3 separate regions of the Homo sapiens genome follow, and regions 2 and 3 are each linked to region 1. A link is a loop called in an ENCODE intact Hi-C map of the cell type or tissue named here. Cell type or tissue: IMR-90. All regions are shown on one strand.

Region 1 (8,000 bases):
GCTGACAGGCCCTGGAGAAACACAGCCTGGAGCAGAAGCCTCGCTTGACGTTGACAAGTCAGACTTGAAAGCCAGGTGTGAGATCTCTGCCGGGTGCAGTGACTCACGCCTGTAATCTCAACACTTTGGGAGGCCGAGGTGGGCGGATCACTTGACCTCAGGAGTTCAAGACCAGGCTGGGCAACACGGCAAAACCCTATCTCTACAAAAAATACAATATTAGCCAGGTGTGGTGGCTCGCACCTGTGGTCCCAACTACTGGGGAGGTTGAGGTGGGTGGATAGCTTAAGCCTGGGAGGAAGAGGTTGTAGTGAGCCAAGATTGAACCACTGCACTCCAGCCTGGGTGACAGAGTGAGACCCTGTCTCAAAATAAATAAATAAATAAATAAATAAATAAATAAATAAGATTCCTAATCTCAGCCAGGCCTCCTTATTTCACAGTAGAAGACTAAGGCCCAGAGGGGTTGATTCACACAAGGTGACAGAGCTGGTTATTAGCAGGACCCACAGCTCCCTTACTCATATGTTGCTTCATGACATTTCATAAGCACCATAAAGTGAGCATCTACCAGGTATTTGAAGGACAAGGGAGTATCCCTCGGCACCCATTGTTTCCCTTTTACTTCCTTGCCATGCTCACCTGCTTGGTCAAACCTGACTAAAACTGTAAGTACATCTCTAGTCACAGCCTGGCCACATGCAGAGCTTAGAATTATGCTGTCCGTGGTGTGACTGCAACTACCAGAATTATTTCCTTGGGCCTAAAGGCTGGAAGGATCTAACAGCCTCCATTTGTACAAAAGGAAGGACGTAGGGAATTCCAAAACAGGCCATGTCCTGATTTTATAACAGCACAAAATAAATTGTATGTTTGTACTCAAAGGTATAGATTTTTTTTTTAATTGTGCTATTTATGTTTTTAAAACCAAACATTGGTGATTAGAATGCCATAAATTTGCTTTGAAATGGAGAAACAACAGTACTATATTATAAAATGTTACTGCTCTTCATGTTGTAAGAATCCCATACAATACAAATTTAACTGGCACTGGGAAATTGGTTAAATTACCACAAGGTTGAAATAACGGCACTATGTTATTCACAGCTATTTTAATTTCATCTGTTCAGAACATGATTTAAAGAAAGTTTAACCTGACTGGCTTTAGGTCTAGAGATAGAGGAAGGAATAATTGAGATTTGGGGAGGAATTTAAGAGATTAAGCTGTTTAAAATACTTTAAAAGCATGTATATATCTACCTGATATACTATTTCAAAAATAAGAATCTATTCACTGAAATGGCCACATCAGAATCTCTATTTGCAGTAAATTACAAATATTTTCTTATTCAAATATTTTGCTCATTTAGACCGGCCTCCTTTCAAATTAGAGATTTTTTTTTACCTTTACCTATAATTCAGTAAGTTAAGGTCCATATGAATGAGGAAAAGTGCACATATACATTATACACACTCAAAACCATAACTATGTTAAGCCACCAGTTGTAATATACATTACAGTTGACAAACTTAAATAAAACCCCACAGTTTAAACTATACAGTTACAAACATTTCTTTCAGAACTGATTGGGAGGCCAAGGCAGAAGGAGACTAGCGTAGGCAACACAGCAAGACCCCATCTTTACAAAAACAAAAATTAAAAAATTAGCTGGGTGTGATGGGCCTTACCTGTAGTTCCAGTTACTTGGGAGGCTGAGGCAGGACTGCTTGAGCCCAGGAATTCAAAGATGCAGTGAGCTATGATTGCACCACTGCACCCCAGCCTGGGCAGACAGTGAGACCCCGTCTCTTTAAAAAAAAAAAAAAAGAAAGAAAGAAAAAAAAAGAAAGGGAAAAAAGAACTGCTTAGGAACTGTGGAAAGTAACAACAAATACACTCAATGTAGACATCTCAGCAAGCTGTACACAGTCTCAGTCCACTGTGCGAAGTTAGCACCCCACCTTGTGGAAAACAGTAGGTGGTGTTCAGTGGAAGAATGTCATGTTAATTTTAGAAGAGCTGGTTGATAAATCCTGCAACCACCAAACTGCCACTGATTCTTATATAAACAGAAAATGCAAAACCAAAAAAAGAATGCAAACCAAAAGAATCCCTATTTATTACACTAGCAGCAAAACTTTTGTACTTCCAAAATAAAAGGATATGAGCCTCAAAATATTGGTGCTTGTGGTATGTGTTTGGATTATTTCTGTAGAAAATATTTATTTAGATATTTATAAAAAAATAAATATTTCATATTAGTAGGTTTTTACTCCCACTGGGGCTTGTATCTCTTCTTAGTTTTGTTTCTAAAAAATAGCTGTTTTCTAATTGTAACTTTAGAAAATACAGAAAAATATTCAAAGACAAAACCAAAAATCAACCAATATCTCCCTACTCTTTTGAAGAAGCCCCCACCCCAACACTCTATCTCACAGAGATCTCTCCCTCCTCTGCATTCAAAGCACTCATTGTCCTTTGCTTATCTTTGATTTAAACATACACACACACACACACACACACATACACACAGTTTGAAAGTTCTTCTGGTCTTCTCAGTTTCGTCAGACTCTTCGCGTTATTTATCATTCCTGTTACTTTCTTGGCACCATGTCTTCTGGAGTTCTCTGTCACTTTGCTCTGTTCCCAACTGTTTGTTCTCTAGGACCACCTATGAAGTCTTCACACTGGAACTCCCTTCACTGCTGTCCTGAGAATTCCCTTCCCTTCTCTCCTGGACTGAGGCCCAGATCCCTGGAACTGAGTCTCCCTTTTGGGTGCCCCTTGTTTTGGTGGGGCACACCCTCTGTGGGAGGGTACATGAGGAATCCATTTGAGACACTGCTCCACTGTACTTCTGAAACCTCAAATGTGATTCCTTTTCTTGTTCTTTCTGGAAGTTTTTAGTATCTTCTCTTCATCGTTAGTTCTGAAACTGTACATGACGTGTCTTGTGACTACACTTTCACTGGACTCAGGATAGTCCTTTTATTTTAAAAGTCGGGTCCTTCTGTTTTGGAAATTTCCCTGGGTCATAATTTTGTTTCATTTTGAACTTTTCCCATTTCCTTGTTCCTTCTGAATAATGGACTTGCAACATCCAGTTTGGTTGTCTAATTTTCTTGCCTTTCTCTACTGTTTTTTACGTTTTCCTTATGCTTTTAATCTTTTTCTTGAGTTCTTCAATGTGATCTTCCAATCTTTCATTGAATTTTTATTGCTGAAATCAAAATTTTAATAGCCAAGGGGTTTTTTTTGTTCTTAGTTTTTTAAAAAATAGGTCTCATTCTTGTTTTAATGAAATAATGCCCTCTCATTTCTTCGAACATAATTGTTTTCGTTTAAACTCCCCACTGCCACTGAAATGCCCTTTTCTCTAGTTCCTTTCGTTAGTTTTCTCTTTAGAGGCTTTCCTCAAATGTCTGATATTCTGTAGATGTTGATTCAACTACTGATTCTCAAGGGCGATGGGAGGGGAGGCCCCCCATACACACGTTATAAGGTCTGGAGACATTTTGGGTTGCCATAACTGGTGGTGGGGGTTGGGGGAGCACTCTTGGCATCTGGTGGATAAAGGCCAGGGATGCTGCTAACATCCTGTAACACACAGGACATTCCCCTACAATGAAGATTTGTCTGTCCCAAAATGTCAATAGTGACGAGGATGAGAAGCCCTACTTCACATTAAAGAATGAGGCATTAAAAGGCCGACTGCAGGCTCTATGTTCAGCTCTCTACCGCCTCTACTGAGAACTAGTGCAGGTCAGCGGCTAAATGATCAGCAGTGCACTGCCACCTGGTGGCAGGATGAGGGAGTGACATTGCAGAGGAAAGAAAATATAAGTCCTTCAACACTTGGAGGGGCCCGCCTGGTCCATTTCTGAAGCTTCAAGGACCTTTTAGGGGAAGGAGAGGAAAGAGGAAGGTAGAGAGGAGAAGGAAAAGAAGTAGAAGGAAAGGAGAAGGAGCGAGGAGGGGGAGAGAGGAGAGAGAAAGAGAGGGTTGAAGAGAGAGGAGAGGAAGAAGAGAGAGAAGGAGGGGAGAGGGAGAAGGGAATGAGGGAGGAAGGGAGACAGGGAAGGAGGGAGAGAGAGTGCACAAGTGTGTAGAGTTTAGGAAACGGTTTTGAATCTGTGCAAAGTGGTTCTGGGAAGTCCCTCTAAATCCCAGGGAGTTTCCAGGTTCCTCTAGGCAACACTTTAAAGACCCTTGGAGATCGGGATGCTCCCCTTTCAGACATCCCAGGGTTGGTGATGGCAATCCCATTCTTACAATTGCTCAGAACAGCTTTGTAGTCATGTTTGATTCCTCTGTTTTCTGCCATGAAATTCTGTTAACTCCACTTTCAAAAACATCCAGAATCCAACTATTTTCCCTTACTCCTGGCCCTCCTGATGCAAGCCACATTATCTCTTGCTGGGATTTCTGCAACAACCTCCTAACTGATTTCCTTGGTTTTGCTTTTGGTGTATTTGTAACACAGCCACACGAGTGACCTGTGTAAAACAGTATGATTGTGTCACTCCTCCAAGCAAAACTTTCCAACAGGTCTCTATTTTCCTCAGATTAAGAGAGGAAGTTTTTAAAAGGGCTTACAAGGTCCTAAATTATCTGGTCTTTGCCCACTCCTCCCATCTCCTCTTCAGTGTCTCTCCTTCCACTCACTCTCCTCCAGGGACCAGGATTACCTGCTATTGCACCAACATCCAGGAATATTCCTCTCTATGGCTTTTCCAGAGACTTTTCCCTCTGCTTGAAACACTCTTCTCTCAGGAGTCCCCATCGCCTTCAAGGTCCTAAGAGCAATCACAACTTTTCCACCCCATCAAAATTCCCAGTTCCCCATCCCTGTGCAATCTGCCCCCACAGCACTGATCACCTTCTAACAGACTTTACTATTTTCTTCTTCACTATGTCTGGTATTACTGTCTTCTCATCCAGGTCAAGTGGAGTGAGCTCCATGATGGCAGACATTTTTTTGTGTTTTTTGTTCACTTGTGTATCCCAACTATCTATAATATTGCCTGGCAAATGGAAAGCAAATATTTATTGCTGAATAAACAAAGTATTTTTTTTTTAAAAAAAGCATTAGGATTCTGACACCTACTGCATTATAAATTTGGGAAAACTGAAAATCTTTGTTAAGTTTTTAAACATCAGGAACATGCTTCTGTATTTATTTTTACCATATTTAATGTCTCAATAAGATTTCACTATTGGGCCCATATTGATCATTTCCTTTTATTCAAGCTCCTTTCCCAGTGTTTAATATTTTAGGTCTCTTTCTTCATTATTTTTCTAACAGTTAAAGCTAGCATATAAGGAAGTGATTGAGTTTTGCATATTTGGCTTGAATCTGATACTTTTCTGAACTTGTATTACTTGATAGTCTTTTGTTGATTTTGTTTCTAGATATAATTATTTATAGCATATATTACTTTATTTCTTCTTTTTCAATGTTTATACCTCTTATTTCGACTTAGGTGGAGGGCCAAAACAAAACACAGTATGACTAATGGCAGATACTCTTCTTTTGGTTCTGATTTTAGAGAGAAAGAATGTAATGGACATTGGCTTTTGGCTCCAAGTATACTTTTTCATTTTAAGGAAACCATTGACAATGTTGGAATAATAGGTTATTTGTGCAAAGCAGTGTTTTAGGAAGCTAAATGTGGACAGCCAGGGATATCAATGTGATTTAAAGAAGACTAGAGTCCAAATCAGTAGTATGTGTAGAGTTTGCATATACATTGCAAATGTACTGCAATGTATACATTGTATTAGTATACTAATTGTATAGTATTAGCATACTGTATTAGTATATTAATAGAATTAGTATAATAGTATACTAACAGAATGGTATACTAATAGAATTAGCATACTATATACTAATAGAATTAGCATACTATATACTAATAGAATTAGCATACTATATACTAATAGAATTAGCATACTATATACTAATAGAATGGCATACTAATAGAATTAGTATACTAATAGAATGGCATACTAATAGAATTAATATACTAATAGAATGGCATACTAATAGAATTAGTATACTAATAGAATGGCATAGTAATAGAATTAATATACTAATAGAATGGTATACTAATAATTAGTATACTAATAGAATAGTATACTAATAATTAGTATACTAATAGAATAGTATACTAATAGAATTAGTATTATATTATTATACTAATTAGTATTATATTATTATACTAATTCTATTAGTATATACTCAGTATACTCAGTATTGCTGGCTTGAGTAAATTATTGAAAAATATGAATAGAGGGCATAGTGGCCACAACAAAAATAGTTTGGAATATCTATTACACTGGTTTCTACACCATATATTTATACTCCTAACTTCTAGGTGTACTTCAGAATAGGAATTCAATCAACAATCTAGCACAGGAGTCTCCAACCATCAGGCTGTGAATCAGTAGCAGTCTGTGGCCTGTTAGGAACCGGGCTGCACGGCAGCAGGTGAGTGGCAGGTGAGCCAGCATTACCACCTGAGCTCTGCCTCCTATCAGATCAGCAGCAGCATCAGATTCTCTTAGAAGTGCGAACCCTATTGTGAACTGTGCATGCAAGGGATCTAGGCTGTGCACTCCTTAAGAGAATCTAACTAACGCCTGATGATCTGAGGTGAAACAGTTTCATCCTGAAACCATCCTCCACCATCTGTGGAAAAACCGTCTTCCATGAACCTGGTCCCTGGTGCCAAAAAGGTTGAGGACTGCTGATCTAGCAGAATGCTAGAGTGGGCAAGGGTTGACAAGCCCTTTAATGTCAGCAAGTTATTTAATTTGGGCTTCTTTATTTCCCATATTTATTGCAGTAAAATTGGAAAGTTATAAAAGTGCTTGCAGAATGTGTATAAAATGTACTTTTTAAAATAACTTACAGAATAAAATAATACTACAGCATTTAGTGAAAAACTGAAAATGATAGGAAATGGTATAACAATACTATAGTTTACAATCATTTTAAAGTAAAAAGCAGTCTAGGCGCAGTGGCTTACGCCTGTAATCTCAACACTTTGGGAGGCTGAGGTGGGTGGATAGCTTGAGCCCAGAAGTTCGAGACCAGCCTGGGCAACCTGAGATTGCTGCACTGCACTCCAGCCTGGGCGACAGAGTGAAACCCTGTCTCACAAAAAAACATAACATAACATAACATAACATAACATAACATAACATAACATAACATAACATAACATAACGACATGCCTGTATGAACCAACATGGAAAGTTATCAAGGTACAGAATTAAATTTTTTTTAAAAGTTGCAGACAATATATAGGATGTGATTTATAAACTAGCCATAACCTGCTCCTTCCAAAAAACACCCAACACTGTCTCTAGGGTTATATGTATGTGTGTATATATAATTCATACTTTGTTATATGTATACATGTAACAGAAGGGGAAAAAAAGCACTGGCAGGATATAACTCAAACTGGTACAGTGGTTACTTCTAGAGAGTGGAACTGGGATAGTGACAGGAAACTTTCACTGTTTACTTTGTATATTTATTTATTTTTTTTTAGATGGAGTTTCGCTCTTGTCACCCAGGTTGGAGTGCAGTGGCGTGATCTCGGCTCACTGCAACCTCTGCCTCCTGGTTCAAGTGATTCTCCTGGCCTCAGCCTCCCAAGTAACTGGGATTACAGGCGCCCACCACCACGCCCAGCTAATTTTTGTATTTTTGGTAGACACGGGGTTTCACCATGTTGGCCAGGCTGGTTTTGAACTCCTGACCTCAGCTGATCTGCCCGCCTTGGCCTCCCAAAGTGCTGGGATTACAGGTGTGAGCCACAGTGCCTGGCCTGTTTTTTTGCATATTTCTGTATTGTCCAAAGTTTTAAAATTAAGAAACCAACAGGCCAGGCATGGTGAGTCACGCCTGTAATCCCAGAGCTTCGGGAAGCTCAGGTAGGAGAATTGCTTGAGACCAGGAGTTCAAGACCAGCCTGGGCAACATAGCAAG
Region 2 (8,000 bases), 190 kb before region 1:
TGTCAGATGGTTGAATGAATACTATTTTTTACTGCATTAAAAAAAATAGGAGTGAACTTGGGTTGATCATTTTTGCCCAGATGGGCTATTTTTCTAATGACTGTTAATCATTCTTTTGACTAGTTGACAAATTCTGACTTGTTTGGGGATTTTTTTTCAGCAGGTCATATCAAGCCCCCATCTTGCACCACCCAACAATGACATTTAGTAGTCCATTGGGATTTGTCTGGTACCAGCAATAAGACAGTAATTACTAAAATCCAATAGGAAAAAGTGAAAACTGTGGTAACCTTGGTAATCTGGTAGGTTGGAAAGAGCTCAGATGACCTGGTCACCTCCAGTGTTCATTAAGGTGGTCTGGAAGCTCCAGAGTCTGTACAATAGAAGAGAACCATATTGGATTTTGGCAGGGAGTGGACTTCCCGCGAGGTCTGTGCTGCAGTTAGAAGATTTAATCACAGGACTGCACACAGCATACACCGTGTACTTGGGATACACAAAGGGGTGAGCTTGGAAAGGAGGCAGCAGGGTCAGACAGAGAGTTTTCCATAGGTTTCCCATCAAATGACCTGGAACCCAGGCTGGCTCTGCCTCTGCTTCCTTTTTGCCATTTTTGCAATGGAAAACTGATGTAAGGTTGCCTCACAAGGATGTTAGGAGGCTGAGATGAGACAAGAGCTTTGCTTTGCAAATAAGGGACCATATGTATTTTTTATGTTAGGAATTAATGTTGACCAAGGAACATCTAGTACCTTCAGCTCTGTAGTTTATTCTTTGCTTTCTCTGGCACATTCAATAACACAATTTAGAAGAAAATTGTCTTTTTTTTAAGTTTTCAGAGATCTAGAAGATAATTGAAGTTATTTTGCAAAAGCCTGCTAGTGGCCCAGTCTTGTTCTAGGAAAAGAGTAAAGGGAGGTTGCACGGGAGAGAGTTGAAACAGCTCCTGCATTTCAGAAGTTCCTGGTCCCTTTGGGAAGGTGCAAAGGAAAGCAGTCTCCATGCACATCCCCATACCTTTGCTCCTGCTGGGATCTTCCTCTAGAATCCCCTCCCCTGCCCAACTCTCACCCCAACTCTCCCCCTAAACTGCTTCCCCAAACTAGTCATTCTTCAAGATTGGTTTGAGTATTATTATTCTTGGAAAATCTCCTATAAATTTCTCAGCCATACTTAGATATTTCTCCTCCATTTTTTTCCTTGCATATTTTATATTCTTCATTCTTTCAACAACTATTTATCTCATGCCTGCCCTGTCAGCCCTGGAGTCACACTACATGCCCTGGGTACTTGAGATACAGCAGTGAACAAGACAGCAGTTCTGCTCTCCAGGCCTGACATTCTACTGGGTGGGCATAGAGGCAGTGAATAAGGAAATATGCATCCCTTAGTGATAAATGCTATGAACAATAAAGCAAGATGTATTGTCATCCCACAAGAGGAAGAACACGTGAGGGCCAGGACCATGCCTTTTTCTTTCTGTGTCTCTTAGCTCAGTTCCCTACCTGAATGGATTCAGTTAGGGGTGCTGACCCAGGGAATAACATCACATCAGTGTCATGGTTGTGAAATGAGATGGATACATGAAGAACTCATATATTGCAGGCTGCCTGTCAATGAGATTTTCCTCTCTTTTTTCCTAATCCTCATGCTGCCAGAGCCGAAGCTGAAGCCAGTGGGAGACACAGGCAGGATGAATGTCAGCAGGCTGGGGCTGGCAGGACTCTTGGGCCAGTTTGCTGGACAAGGCCAAGTGCACAGAATGTGCTGGAAAGTAGAACCCCTCCAAATTAGGCCTGCTTCCCTTGGGGAATTATCCTGACCAGCTGGACTGCCTTCCATAAGGAACTGCCATCTATAACAATCATTATATCACCTTAGTCTTTTGAAATGCTTTAAAGCTTGCTAATAATATCCAGACTTACAGCTAACTGCACTATGAATATCTTTCAGATTATTTTGATGCTCTCAAGGAAGATCTCTAGAAAATTGTCTCCAAATCTCTTTAATAGAATATATTACTTGAGGAAGATATATCCATTCATTCATTCAATCAACAAATATTTATTGAATATTTACTGTGTGTCAGACCCTATTAAAAATGCTGGAGATACAGCTTTTCTTCCAATTTGGAGGGTAGAAGGAGACAGGCTTTAAATAAAGTAAGTCAGTCAATGTTATAGTACTTTAAAAGTTGATAAGTGGCATGGAGAAAAATTAAGCAGAAAGGACAAATAGGAAATGCATGAGGGGGCAGGGTGTCATTTTAAATTTGACGATCAGGGGTGCCTCACTGAGAAGGTGATGATGCAGAAAGATTTGAAGTAGGTGAGTGCAGAGCCATAAGACCATCTAAAGCAAGGGGAAACATCCCAGGCACAGAGGCTGGCAAGAGGCTGGAGTTCTAGGGCACAGCAAGGGAAGCCTATTCAGCGAGAGTGGAGTGGGCGAGGGAGAGCTTGGTTCAGAGGGGAGTCAGGGTGCACACAGTCAGATCCTGGGGCCTTTCTGGCCTTTGTAGGAACTTTGGCTTCTAACCTGAATTGGGAAGAAGTCTTTACAGGATTTTAAGCAGAATAAAATCTTGACCTGACTACATTTTAATAGCAGTGATTCAGTAAGAAGAGGATGGTGGCTTGGAATAGGTCATAATGTTGGAAGTGGCATGACATATTAGATTCTGCATCTATTTTGAAGGTAGAGCAAATTGGATTTTCTGGTTACATGAAAGAAAGAGGAGTTGGAGAAGACTCTGAGGGATTTTGGCCTGAGCAACTGGAAGATAACTTTGCCATAAACTGATATATGGGGCAAGAATTTGAGTATAGCATTTTAGGGGTAGATCAGAAATTAATTTTTAGTTGCTTTAATTGAAATGTCTTTTAGACCACCAGATGGAGATGTCAAGTAGGCAGTTAGCTATCTGAGTCTGAAGTTAGTGGAGGAGGTCCTGGCTGGGATTCACATTTAGGAACTTGGGAACATATTAATAGTATTTAAAACCATGAGATTAGAATGAATGTAGATAGAGAAGGGAAGAAATCCAAGGACTGTGCTTTGAGGCACTTCAGGATGCCCGGGAGATGAGGGAGAACAAACAGAGAAGACTGAAAGGGAGTGACCAGTGGGTCGAAGGAGAAGGGGTGGAGTGTGGGGCCCTGGAATGCAGGTGAAGGGTTTCACAGAGATGTGCGCGGTCCAGTGTGGCAAGTGCTGCCGCTAAAGGAAGAACTGAGGATTGACCACTGAATAATCATGATTGGAGTAGGTGAAGAGAAAGTGGGAGGAAAAGAATTGGAAAGAGTAAGTATAGACAATCTTGAGGAATTTCACTGTTAAAAGGAACAGAAATGGAGAGGAAGCTGGAAGAGGAAAGAGTCCACAGTAGATTTTTCTTAAAGATGGGAGATAGTTGCGAATGATTCAATAGAGAGAAAGATTTTGATGAAGAGGGTGAAAATTATTGAAGAGTTATGTTCACACAGGTTAGAAAGAATGGGATCTGGTGAAGTGTGGCCATAGGATCATGGGCCATTTATTAATATCATGTTCTGGGAGAGGACTCAGATTATGGACCCGTGTTGATAGCAGGTTAGGTGTGAGGTGGTCAGCACTAGCAGAGGTTTTCTGATTGCATCAGTTTTCTCAGTGAAACAGGAGGTAAGATCATGGGCTGAGAGTGAGGATGGGAAGGAAGCTCTTGAAGGTTGAAGGGGGAATTTATAAAACAGTTGGGCAGAAGAAGGGGAAACAAATGGACCAATATGGGAGCATGTAAGTTTCTGATAGTAACTCAGATGGTATCCTCTCTCTGATTTTTTTTTTTTTTGCCTCATTTATTGTTCCGCCTAATAGCTGAGGTCCAGCATAATACCAGCATGGAGTAGATGCTCAATAAATGTTTAAGTTAATTTCAGAATTGGAATTCTATCTACCTATATCTCATTTATAGCTAACCCTGTGTGGCACTCACTGTAGCTGACCCTATTGCACTTACTATTCTAAGAGCCTTACCTGTTTATTATACTTAACTCATAACAGCTATGTGTATTGCACTAAAAGCCACAAGACAGGACGAGATCACCAAGGGTGTGAGAAGTAGGTATTACCATTCTCCGATTTCAAGTGATGAAGCAGATTTCAAAAAAAGTCCCACTATTTGCAGGAGGTTGCTTAGGGGACAGTGCAGAGATGTGACTCTCAGCCTGTGTGACTCTCAAGCCCAAGCCAGTAATCACTGTCCCAAGTTCATCTTGCCTACTCTCTTCTTCACCATCAGAGAGCTGTGGCCCACATTGTTTGTCACACATTTCAAAGCTGAGCCTGGAACCAAGCCTTCTCACAATTCAGTGCTCTTCCCACCACCATCCCCTGAGATCTGTCATATCTTGGGATCTACCCATAGTCTACCTCCCATTAACACCCATTAGCTACCCATGATAGTAGCTGTAGTGCCCAGTCCATAGAGACAAAGCAACTGTCATGTGATGAGGGGATCTTGCCTGCATTCACACAGCCATCCAGGAGAGGGCAGTCATGTGTGCCTAAGCACGTCTACCCCACCCACAGGCTCTGCAACCGCAGACTCCGAGCTAGATCCAACCTGTTTCCCGGCTTTCGCCCTGAAGCCAGAGCGCCCCTGAACGTTTGTCTAAACCAATGGTTCTCAAGCCCCCCGCGCCCCCCGGTGACTTTTTGCCCCTGATATGGCATTTGGCAATGTGTGGACACATTTTTGGGTTGTCGTGGCTGTGGGAGGGGAGGGAGAGCTTCCTGGCATCTGTGTAGAGAGGCGAGGCTTGTTGCTAACACCCTCCAGTGCGCAGGACAGCCCCAGCCCCAGCCCCAGCCCCAGCGAAGATCTGGTCCACAATGTCGGTGAGAAACCCTGCCCTAAAGGAAAGTCCTAAACAGCCCCAGGAACAAATAGAAGATGGCTTTGATAAGGATGTTCAGAAACAATAGTGATCACTCAAAAATAACTTGCAGGTTCTGCTTCTTTGGGGAGTGCCAAATGCCATTCTTTGGGGGAATGCCAAATAATGTCTAAGCGGATCTTGACTCATCACTTCAGCTGCTCCCACCGCTGACTGTGCCAGGTTGGGAGGTGTGCGTATATGTGCACTTGACAGCACAGGGCAGCTGAGAGGAGAGTCTGGCCCCCATTAGCGTCCAGGTCCTGTAGGACATACTTACCTTTGTCTGTCTGAAGAAATCATCCTTCCTGTTCTGTGGAAATATTCTCCGCCCGCAAACTATTCGTGATATTGTAAACCTAGTTTTGCAAAAGCATAATCTGTCGCTGATACTGCTGGGCCTTGTAGGAGGAGCAGGTACTTCTTCCCTGGCTCAGAGCACTTCTCATATTCCAGAGTGGTTCTCAGAGTCCACTGACCTCATCTACCTAACAGGCATTCTGTTTGGGAGGGGCCACCTCCTCTGGAATTGGGAATGTTTCCTGAAGCATGCCCTGAATCACCCCATCTTAGAAAACCATAGGCATTTATCCATGCCTTACCCAAAACAGAGATTGCCTCCAAGCCAAAGTGAGCCCAGCATTCATAAAACATTAACCTCTCTATAAATCAAGCTGTTCCACTGTTTCTTACAATGTAATTCTTGTTCAGCAGAACATAGAGCTTGGGAATTAAGATCAGCCTTAGTCAGTGGAATCAGTTTTTGATCTACAGCACGGATATCCTCCCCTTTCCTTCACACAGACCCTACTGTGAATATCTAAGGACTCCTGAATGACGAGCCTAAAGTCAATTTATAGCTATGGCAGGAAATATGAAACAATCTCTAAATGTTCTTCAAGCTATAGGTTTCACCAAAGACCAGAGCATGCATCTTCTTCCCAGTAGTAGTTGTTTTAAAATCCATAGTGGGAAAAGATCTAGAAATCATATGCAGCCACAAAGCTGGGATTTGGATTTACCAGTGAATTTACCAGTGGATTTACCAGCAGAGTAAATTTGGATTTACCAGTGGATTTACCAGCAGAGCTAATTCAAGGACTTCTTTAGAGGAGAGAAAAGAAAGCAGGGTATAGCCACGTGAATGGCAAAAAGTTGTTACGGTGACCTTGCTGGCCTCAGTTGAAAGTAGTACTGTGCTCCTGAAATTTAATGATAGTAATAAACCATTATCACTTATGGCGCGATATGTCTATGGGTTGGGCACTATACCAAGTACTTTCCAAGTACTCTCACTCCGTGCTCAAAATACCACCAGGAAATAGGTATTCTAGATAAGGAATCTAAAACTCCTCCAGGTATTCCAGATAAGGAATCTAAAACTCCAGGAAGCCAAATAACTTGTCCAGGGTTACCCACAAAGGGGTAAAGCTGGGATCTGAACCTGGGAAGGTTAACACTGAGGCCCAGTAGATATTTTAAATGTGCTAAGAGAGTTTGCTCTTGAAATGAAATCTGAAATAGATCCTTTTGAGATAACAAAGACCCTTGTCTCTTTTATAAAGTTTAAATTTTTGGTGAAGTAGGATTCTATAATGTGATACTAAAAGCTTTGTGTGGTTTCATCAACGTGCTGAGTTTGGTTTGCATCACAAAGTCATATGGTAGGAAAACTACGGATTTTTAGAGTCCCATGTGTTTAGGTTTATATTCTCCTTCTACTAATTTTGAGCTCTGAGACTTTACAAAAGTTACTTGCCTCTTCTTCTTCTTCTTTTTTTTTGGAGACTGGAATCTTGCTCTGTCACCCAGGCTGGAGTGCAGTGGCGTGATCTCGGCTCACTCCTACCCTCGCCTCCCAGGTTCAAGAGATTCTCCTGTCTCAGCCTTCCGAATAGCTGGAACTACAGGTGCCTGCGACCATGCTTGGCTAATTTTTGTATTTTTAGTAGAGGTGGACTTTCACCATGTTGATCAGGCTGGTCTTGAACTCCTGACCTCAGGTGATCCGCCCACCTCAGCCTCCAAAAGTGCTGGGATTACAGGCATGAGCCACCACACCCAGCCTACTTGCCTCTTCTAAACCTCAGTTTTCACATCCACAAAGTGGGATGAGTATTATAGCATATGTCAGGTGTCTTGGAAATTGCCTACCAATGGTCACTGTAATTATCACCGTTGGTGTTATTTAGAAGTTAAATGTGTGTTTTTGATTTTGATTTTTGTATATTTTAAATTATGGTGGGTACTTGATTTTGGCATTTGTTTTATGTAATGCCAAAGGCCAAGCATAAAGAAACATGGCTTGTTGAACCATGGTTCATGCTTAGGAAAACATTGGTGTAAAGCATGTTTGTGTTTGAAACTTTAGGAGCTGCCCAGGTTATGGAAGGCGGCCAAGTGGAATATAAGCCCCTTTCGGGCATTCGGTACATGTGGTCGTACCATTTAATTGGCCTCATCTGGACTAGTGAATTCATCCTTGCGTGCCAGCAAATGACTATAGCTGGGGCAGTGGTTACTTGTTATTTCAACAGGTAGGTCCAGTGTTTTTTTTCTATTGGTTTGTCTATGTGGTTTATCTATGTGCTTCATGTTAATATCTCAAAAGATATTTGGGAATGTTGACCTAGCCCCTTAAAAGAAGTTGGCAAGAATAAAAGAGTAAGCTAAAATTTGGGCTGTATTCTCATTTGGTGGTGAGAAGAAATATTACACCCTAAATCTGTCACATTTCCAACCTTTTTACTTTAAGCTAGAAAATTTAGAAAGAAGACAAACAGAAAAGAGATCATATTGCTTAGACTTGAAAGATAAAAAGGGGCTGCTCTGCCTATGGAGTAGCCTTTTTTTTTTTTTTTTTTTTTTGAGATGGAGTCTTGCTCTGTCATCCAGGCTGGAGTGCAGTGGCGCGATCTTGGCTCACTGCAAGCTCCGCCTCCTGGGTTCGAGCGATTCTTCTGCCTCAGCCTCCCAAGTAGCTGGGACTAAAGGCATGCGCCATCACACTCGGCTGATTTTTGTATTTTTAGTAGAGACAGGGTTTCACCATGTTGGCCAGGATGGTCTTGATCTCTTGACCTC
Region 3 (8,000 bases), 520 kb before region 1:
ACTCTCAGACTTGAAAAGGACTTTCCAAGCTGGAGGGAGAGGTTAGAGGGGAAGTGGAGGGATCTAGAGGGCAGTTACAGTGGTGGCGGGATGTGCACTTGAACACAACTCCAGTGGAAAGGTAGGTAACCCAGAGGGAGTCACCAAATTGCTTTGGATGGTTTCTATCATCTGGTGGAAAGGAAGCCTAAATAAAAAAACCACGTGTTAGAGAAATGAAAAATACTACTATTGTGTCCGTGGACTCTGTTCTTCTATTTGTACCACTATGGGGCCTCGTGTATGGGAAGTCATGAAGTCTCGTGGCTCTGGAGTAGGAAGTTGCACTAAACGGTGAAAGGCTGGACAGGAGGCTCCTGGTGCATGCACTGGCCTGCACTGAGCAGCCTTTTGGTCCTCATCCATTGGGTGCTCTTCTCTGGAAGCCGGTGGGTCTGTAGAAGGAAGGATCATTCCTTCCTTCACATCCACCTCATCTTTGAAGACTTTGTGGATCCCCACAGAAGAATATGGTCATTTCCTCCTTGGACTTTGAGAGAGAGAGAGCTGGTGAAGGAGAGCTGGTGGAAGATTGCTCTAGATCCAGTGTGGGGCCTGGGGTCCCTAATGGTCAGCAGAATGAGAATTGAGTTAGAAATAGAGTCACAGAGTCAGGGAGAGCCAGGGCAAGCTAGAATCTGGGAGCATCCCTGCATTTGTCTCTCGCCACCTCTAACCATGATGACCAAATGGCTGCCACTTCACTTCTCCTGTCCAAATCTTGTGAAAATATCTCTTTCAGTTAACTATAATCTAGAACCATACAGGGACCATAACTCTGGGAAACATAGTTCCGGATTAGCCAAATTGACACATTATAAAATTGCTCATAGAACCCTATGAGCATAGAGTTGACAACAATACCCATTAAAACATAATTTATTACTTGTAAAAGGGTTACTTAGGTGTTGCGAGGAAAATAGACTGTAGGGGAGTAACTGTGGGAACAGGAGGCTAGCCAGGAGGCTATTGCAGTCTTCCAGTGAGACAGGAGAATGGCTTGAAGTAGAGGGAGAGCAGAGGAGGTGACCTTTGGAATTGGGGTGTATTTTAAAGGTAGAGATAGCAGGCTTTGCTGATGGATTGAATGTGGCATGGGAGAAGAAAGATAAGTCAATGATAACACCAAGAAGTTTTGGCCTGAGCCAATGGTGGCTGTTTCTTAAAATGGGAAAGACTAGGGGAAAAACAGGTTTTGGGTTTGGGAGAAATTAAAGATTCTCTTTGCATGTGTTGAGATTAAGATGCCTGTTAGCTATCCAAGGAGAGAGTTTGTGTAAGTATTTGGATCAACAGTGCAGCTCTGGAGTTCAGAAAAGAGGTTGGAGGCTGTGACACGTATTTGGGAGTCATCAGCATCTAGATATTATGGGCATCTGGCATGATAGAGCCATGGACTTGAATATATTACCTAGAGAGTGATTATTGATAGAGAATGGGAGAACTAATGAGAACTAATTATCTTAGTTCAAGCACTAAGTTAATCCAATATTTAGAAGTTGGAAAGAAGATGGTGTCCAAGAGGGAATAGGAAGTTAAGGAGAAAATCCAGATGAGGGATTCCAGGGATCAAAGGAAACTTGTTTTTTATAAGGTAGAAAATAATACAGGATGTTTATCTTCTGCTAGGAATGATCAAATAATACGGGAGAGATTTATACGGCTGGAATGAGGGGATAATTTTAGGGGGCAGTGTCATTAAGTAATTGAAAAGGCATGAAAATGAAATGTTATTTTACACTATAAGTTCACATTCTAGGGACCTTCTCTTTGTGTTTATATTTGATGGTCAGCGCTTATACAACATGATAGGGTGCTTTTGACTGCAAGGAACAGAAAACCTGACTCAGCTCGCTTAAACAATTAGTCAGATAATGTCCAGTGAAAAGTCCATGGGTTGGGACTTTGAGCAAGGCTTGATCTAGCAGCTTGGTGCTGTCACCAAAGACTTCACTTCTTTTTTCTTTTTTTTTAAGCAGTCATCTATAACATGTCTCAAAGAGTGGTTACAAACACATGTGAAACAAATGTGAAATTCAAAGGTCTTGCCAAAGGAATGAAAAGCAAAGACTTCACTTTTTACAATTGCTCTGCACTGCTCTCCAATATGTCAGCTCCATGTAAAGCTGGCTCCCTTTGTGGTCTCAAGACTGCTGCCAGCAGCTCTTGTGGCTACGTCTCTTCACTATGTTCATCAAGAAAGAGCATCCTGCCATTCCCAGAAAAAAGCCTTGATATACACTCCTCTTAGTCTTGGTTAGGTCACATGCCTACCTCTAAACCAATTTTTGCAGCCATGAAGAAGGAATGTGCTGACTGGCAAAGCTGGAATCACCTAGATCACAGTCGAAAAGCAAGGGCTATGGGAAAGGAGAGCATAAGCATTCATTCTAAGTATCTGAACGAAAGTCGGAGGATGTCATAACAGTAATAAACCTTCCAAGCAACTATTGGAGGAAAATCACACAATTAAGTACACATGTCCTAGAACAGGTAAAAAGAGCATTTGGGAACGAGTTTATTCACCATTTGATGAATAGAGATAATTGTTTAAGGGGCAGTTCCTTAGATTATAAGCCATCAGCTGAAATTAAGCTAAAATGTCTTTGGATTTCATGAGTATTAGTTTCTTATATGTAAGCCAAATTCAGTTAATAATTTAAGATTGGAAAAATATCTTTAGAACGCATGAAAGGGCTGGGCATGGTGGCTCACGCCTATAATCTCAGCACTTTGGGAGGCCGAGGTGGGTGGATCACTTGAAGTCAGGAGTTTGCCAACATGGCAAAACCCTATCTCTACTAAAAATACAAAAATTAGCCAGGGATGGTGGCTCACACCTGTAATCCCAGCTACTCAGAAGGCTGAGGCACGAGAATCGCTTGAACCTGGGAGGCAGAGGTTGCAGTGAGCCGAGATCTCACCACTGCACTCCAGCCTGGAGACAAAGCCAGACTGTCTCACAAAACAAAACAAAGAATGCATGATAGTTTGGTTAACTAACAATTAGCTCTATGGGGTACATTACTGGTCAAGTAATGAAGTATAATTTGGTCCACTGGAGGGCAACAGTTTCTGGATTGCAGCCAACAGTCTTTGGTATGGTTTCTGCCCCAGTGTCAATCACAGTGCTGATTTTTAGTATCGGCTGTTAGGTCTCAGCAATTCAGAGGGATGTGGCAAAGTAGGGAGTGGTTAACATTTGCTGTGTGGAAGCTTTCTGATTATTGCAGTTCAGCCTCATTCCAGTCCATAATGAATCCCTTCCTTGTGATCAGCCAGATTCCTCATTAGTACCCAGACCTGTTTTCTATCTGCCAGTATTTTCCTTAGTGGAATAATTCAAATTCCTTAGATAATGAGGCCAAGAAATTACATAATGCTATAATTAATCCTGGCAGGGAAATATCTGGTTAGGCACCTTCTGCTGTAGCTTGTTCTGCCTCCTCATGTAATGCACTAAGCTCTTTGTCCCAGGTAGCCCCATGTGAGCAGGAATTTGAGATAAAGGTTGAAGCACCTTGAGGATGTGCCCCCATGCCAGTTTCTTTTTTGTTGACTCTGCTGCAAATACATCCCTTTTCTCTGTATAACAAAACACTACAACAGTGCAAGATTCAACCTCTCTAGCCTCTGTGTTGATGGCCAAAAAAAAGTAATAATAAACAAAACCAACCAAATAAACCAACCACTGGTCTGTTTTCCATAATTTCTCCAAAATGGCTATCATTTTTATGAGGACATCAAAGGTTTGTTTCAGGCATTCTTCCTTAGGATGTGGTGTTACATAAAACAGTTCATGTTTGGAATTTTATTGACATTGTTCAATTTCTTTGGTGCAAAGGAACAAAACGGACTTAAAATTTATTAACAGCTAGATAGTGAGCTGAGGCTGCTCATCTGAATGCTTGCTCAATTTCTTTGTGGAACCACTTCTGAGTAGGTGTGCCATCTGGATGTTTTTCCTAGATAACAGTGCCCCCTTCCACAGTGGGAAGCAAAAGCAGTCTTGTGGCCCAGTAGGTGCCAAGAACCTTTTTCATCTCTAGTTAGAATCCTCTTTTACTACAGTTGAGAGAATAAGGCTGTTTTGCATTTGAATGGAGAACTACATTCTAGAGATAATAAAGCCAACTCAACTCAGCCATGACTGACTGAGTCCACTGTGCAGTCACCCTCAAGAGCTGTAAACCATGAGCTAGGCCCAGTCCCTGCCCTCCAAGAGCTCTCAATCTAGCTTGCTTTTAATGGACTCTAGAGATCTCATTCCACTTATATCTCTCCCTATCCTATATTGTCCTTTTACCTAATTTTGTTTCAATACAATCATCCCAAGAATGTTTCTTTTTTTCTCATCTCCAATTAGTCAAACTACTGCCAATGGGAAGAAATCTCTCCAAGTCTGCAGTAGAGAGCATTATCTTTTCTCTTCCCTGTAAGACGACATCCCTGCCCCGTCATGTGCCTTGCAGTGACTCCAGTAGACAAAGTATTGTCAGGCTTGGTCACTTGCTTGGGACAGTAGCATGTGAACAGAAGTGACAATGGGCACCTACAGAGCAGAAGTGTAGGAGATGGGCTTAAAGCTTGAAGCTGTGGTTGCCGGTTTCTACCAGTTTTTTGTTTTTCCCTCTGCCCTGATCTAATTAGGGGCTTCTCCATTGGTTTGCATCCTAGAATGAGAAAACATTGAGAAGAAGTGCAGTCAGCCTACAGTCACCAAAATGTATTATAAGCGAAAAAGATACGTTGTTGTAAGCCACTGACAATTTTACAGTCATTTACTGTAGTAGAGCTAATACAAACACCAAATTGTACATAAATAATAAATGGAAGATAGAATAAGTACAACAGTAACAATTCCCAGTCACCTTTATTTAAAGTATATTAAATAAATTATCTCAATATATACAAATAGAACAATATTACCTACATAAATAGAAAATCCCCATATAGAAAACCTTTTTAAAAAATTATATATACAATGTCAACCATAGAAGCTTTAAGTACCTTAAATCATAAACTCTGTAGTTTGTATAGTAGTCTTATAAAAATATAGTTAGCTCTCAAATGTTTAATGCCACTTAAGTCAGTTAAAGTGCAGATTGTAAAGCATATTAGGAAGGTGCCCAGAATACCAATGTCTCCTGCACTTAACACATTAATACAAAGTTTGCCAATTGTTTTGAATTTCCAAATGTATTCCTGAAAAAAAAAAGAACCTAAACACTATATTATAGACATATGTTAGAAAAGTCCTAGAAATGCACCCAATTTCCTTCCATTTTACTTTCCTACATGGATTGAAGTCAGCCCCTCAAAAGCTTTTCGGCTGGGCATGGTGGTTCACGCCCATAATACTAGCACTTTGGGAGGCCAAGGTGGGTGGATCACCTGAGGTCAGGAATTCAAGACCAGCCTGGCCAAGATGGTGAAACCCCATCTCTACTAAAAAATACAAAAATTAGCTTGGCGTGGTAGTGCGCACCTGTAATCCCAGCTACTCGGGAGGCTGAGGCAGACAATTGCTTGAACCCGAGAGACGGAGGGTGCAGTGAGCCGAGATCGTGCTACTGCACTCCAGCCTGGGCAACAGAGCAAGACTCCGTCTCAAAAAAAAAAAAAAAAAAAAAAAAGCTTTTCAAAAGTCCACCCAGGATTTTTTAAGACATTTTCCCATTTGTTTTTGCTTGGACGACCTGGTTACTCCTTGAGTGCGGAATATATAATCTAAAGCATGTTATGTGCAAAAGGTGCCATGGTGTTAAAAATTAAAACTTGGAATTGGTTGTAGTACCATTCGTTACATTTCAAAGTGACTAATGCTGATGTCAAAACCAGAATGCTAATGGTAATAACAGGTCATATCAAGAGTTTTTTGAACTCCAGGGTCTTCATGCTCCGAAATACTCATTTGCGTTTCCATGTATTCTATCCTCTTAAAAGTTCTCGGTCACAGTGCAATATAGCATTTGCAGTAGCTCCAACAGTGCTTCCTTTATGAAACATTCAGTGGGGAGTTCTCCTTCCAGCTCTGCCCCACTCCTGCCTTTCTACACTTGTGTAGAGATATAGCCAGGATGATGACAAGGATGATGACCACAAATACCACAGCTCCAATGATGTAGAATATTTCTGAAAAATAAAGGGCATCTAGTCAACTTGGAGAGCTCAAATCCCATTTATCAGTGGACAAAATTGACGGCATAACCCCAAATTACACCATCCTATTTTTGTGCAATTTGACTTTCTTTCACTCTTTCCACCACACTTACATTAGGAAAGAATTTGTCAAAACCTGAACGTTTCAGAGTAATTGACAATGGCTAAACACATTTAATGGGCATTTAATAAACTGAATAATGCACAGTCCAGAAAAGATATGTAGTTGGAGGTAAGAACAATGGCTGGAAAGAAGTGCCTAAAAACGATGCTGAGATTGATGGCAATGATTATAACGGAAGGTGAACCCTAAGTGCAAAGTGGGAGATCCAAAGTGCTACCAGGATTTGGGTGAAGAAGAGATAGTAACTAGTTGGTGCAGTAGCAAGGCCTTCTGGTGGAAGTGGCGTTTGAAATGCCTCTCCAAGATAGAGAACGGCCAGGGAAGCAGAGAAGTGTGTGTGCACAAAAGGAGAGGCAGTGGAATTAGAGCTAGGCTTTAGGACAATGACTGAAGGCTGTGGGTAGGATGGCTCAGAGGGGTGCAGGACCAGAGGTAAAGAGAAACCTCTCCTGTCAGTGGCAATAAACAGGAGAGAACAGTTTATTTAAAGTGTTTTAAAATGTTCAAATATCATCTTCACATGGAGCTAAGCCATCATTTCTTTTTTCGTTGTTTCTTTTTTTTTTTTTTTTGAGATGGAATCTCGCTCTGTCACCCAGGCTGGAGTACAGTGGTCCAATCTCAGCTCACTTCAGCCTCCGCCTCCCAGGTTCAAGCAATTCTCCTGCCTCAACCTCCTGAGTAGCTGGGACTACAGACACGTGCAACCACACCCAGCTACTTTTTGTATTTTGAGTAGAGATGGGCTTTTACCATGTTGGCCAGGCTGGTCCCAAACTCCTGACCTCAAGTGATTTGCCTGTCTGGGCCTCCCAAAGTGCAGGGACTACAGGCGTGAGCCACCACACCCAGCGTAAGCCATCGTTTATATCCCCTGACTCTTTTCTTCACTGGAAGTACTCAGAATACTTTCCCTGTAAGGCATGGATCGAGACACACAGGCTTGCAGCTTCCTGCAAGAGTCTGAAGGCCCACAGCACTTCCGGTTAGGGACTGTTCCTCGCACAATGGGCCTGAGCTCCCAACATATGCACATGCATGTACACACACGTGTCCGCCATATACACACATGCATGCATGTGGGTATATTTGATATACTCAATCCCTTCCCTTGATGGGTTAGACTCTACAGCCTCTGTGGCAACAGCCCACAGTGGGTACTCACGAATGTCTACTGTGTCCTGCTGCAGCTGGTCCAGAAGCCACCCCCAGAATTAGAATTTAAGCATGAAAAAATGCCCAGGGAAATCTGTGACTTGTTGCTAAATCCTAAACACAGTTTGTGTATCCAGTGCTCAGCAGAGGGCTTAGCACATGACAGGTGCTCAAGAAAACACCTGCTAATACAAGGGCACAATCAACACAGAAACATTTCTAAATGTCCAAAATCTTTTTTGTACCAAAGCAAAATCAAAACCAAAACAAACAAATAACAACAAAAAACCTCCAGGCAGTTTGTTTTCCTGAATATTTAACCAAGGAAGTATATCCCAGCCCTGAGGGTGGAGCTACTCCTCCAGAAGTCACCCACAGCACCCATACCCCCAGGCAAATGGCTGGCAGAGCCACTCACCTCTGAATTCCCCTTTCTCCTGGCCCATACACTCTACCGGGCTGTCTGTACTCTTCCGGTTAACTGTTCGGGAGGGAATCACTGCTTGAACACTGAAACAGT

Evidence for each region. A loop is a pair of places that touch in the nucleus more often than their neighbours do. Peaks named below come from ENCODE experiments on the same cell type or tissue, not always from the same donor. Only the 100,000 strongest peaks of a DNase experiment are listed, where the experiment ranks them.
Region 2: a loop joins it to region 1, with 9 times the contacts of the local background. A loop is called at or near these places in 106 of 110 quality-filtered maps.
Region 3: a loop joins it to region 1, with 6 times the contacts of the local background. A loop is called at or near these places in 37 of 110 quality-filtered maps.

What each region holds. Positions count from the first base shown.
Region 1 is chr1:95,039,804-95,047,803 of GRCh38, forward strand. All of the region lies in intron 2 of ALG14 (ALG14 UDP-N-acetylglucosaminyltransferase subunit), which reads right to left. Among named protein-coding and RNA genes, the nearest start is that of ALG14-AS1, 18 kb to the right of the region's middle. RefSeq lists enhancers at 3,365-3,973, 3,974-4,582. In IMR-90, CTCF peaks have their summits at 1,966 and 3,783 (motif pointing left); DNase peaks (open chromatin) are centred at 1,948 and 3,768; H3K27ac peaks cover 205 bases.
Region 2 is chr1:94,850,048-94,858,047 of GRCh38, forward strand. SLC44A3 (solute carrier family 44 member 3) reads left to right here. Exons shown (of 15, transcript NM_001114106.3): 10 at 7,288-7,453. Among named protein-coding and RNA genes, the nearest start is that of SLC44A3, 34 kb to the left of the region's middle. In IMR-90, CTCF peaks have their summits at 2,893 (motif pointing right) and 4,527 (motif pointing right); DNase peaks (open chromatin) are centred at 4,554 and 5,054; H3K4me3 peaks cover 621 bases; H3K27ac peaks cover 188 bases.
Region 3 is chr1:94,524,423-94,532,422 of GRCh38, forward strand. F3 (coagulation factor III, tissue factor) reads right to left here. Exons shown (of 6, transcript NM_001993.5): 5 at 7,899-8,000; 6 at 4,751-6,174. The coding sequence ends at 6,038. Among named protein-coding and RNA genes, the nearest start is that of F3, 13 kb to the right of the region's middle. In IMR-90, a CTCF peak has its summit at 3,100 (motif pointing right); DNase peaks (open chromatin) are centred at 1,889 and 3,239; H3K27ac peaks cover 152 bases.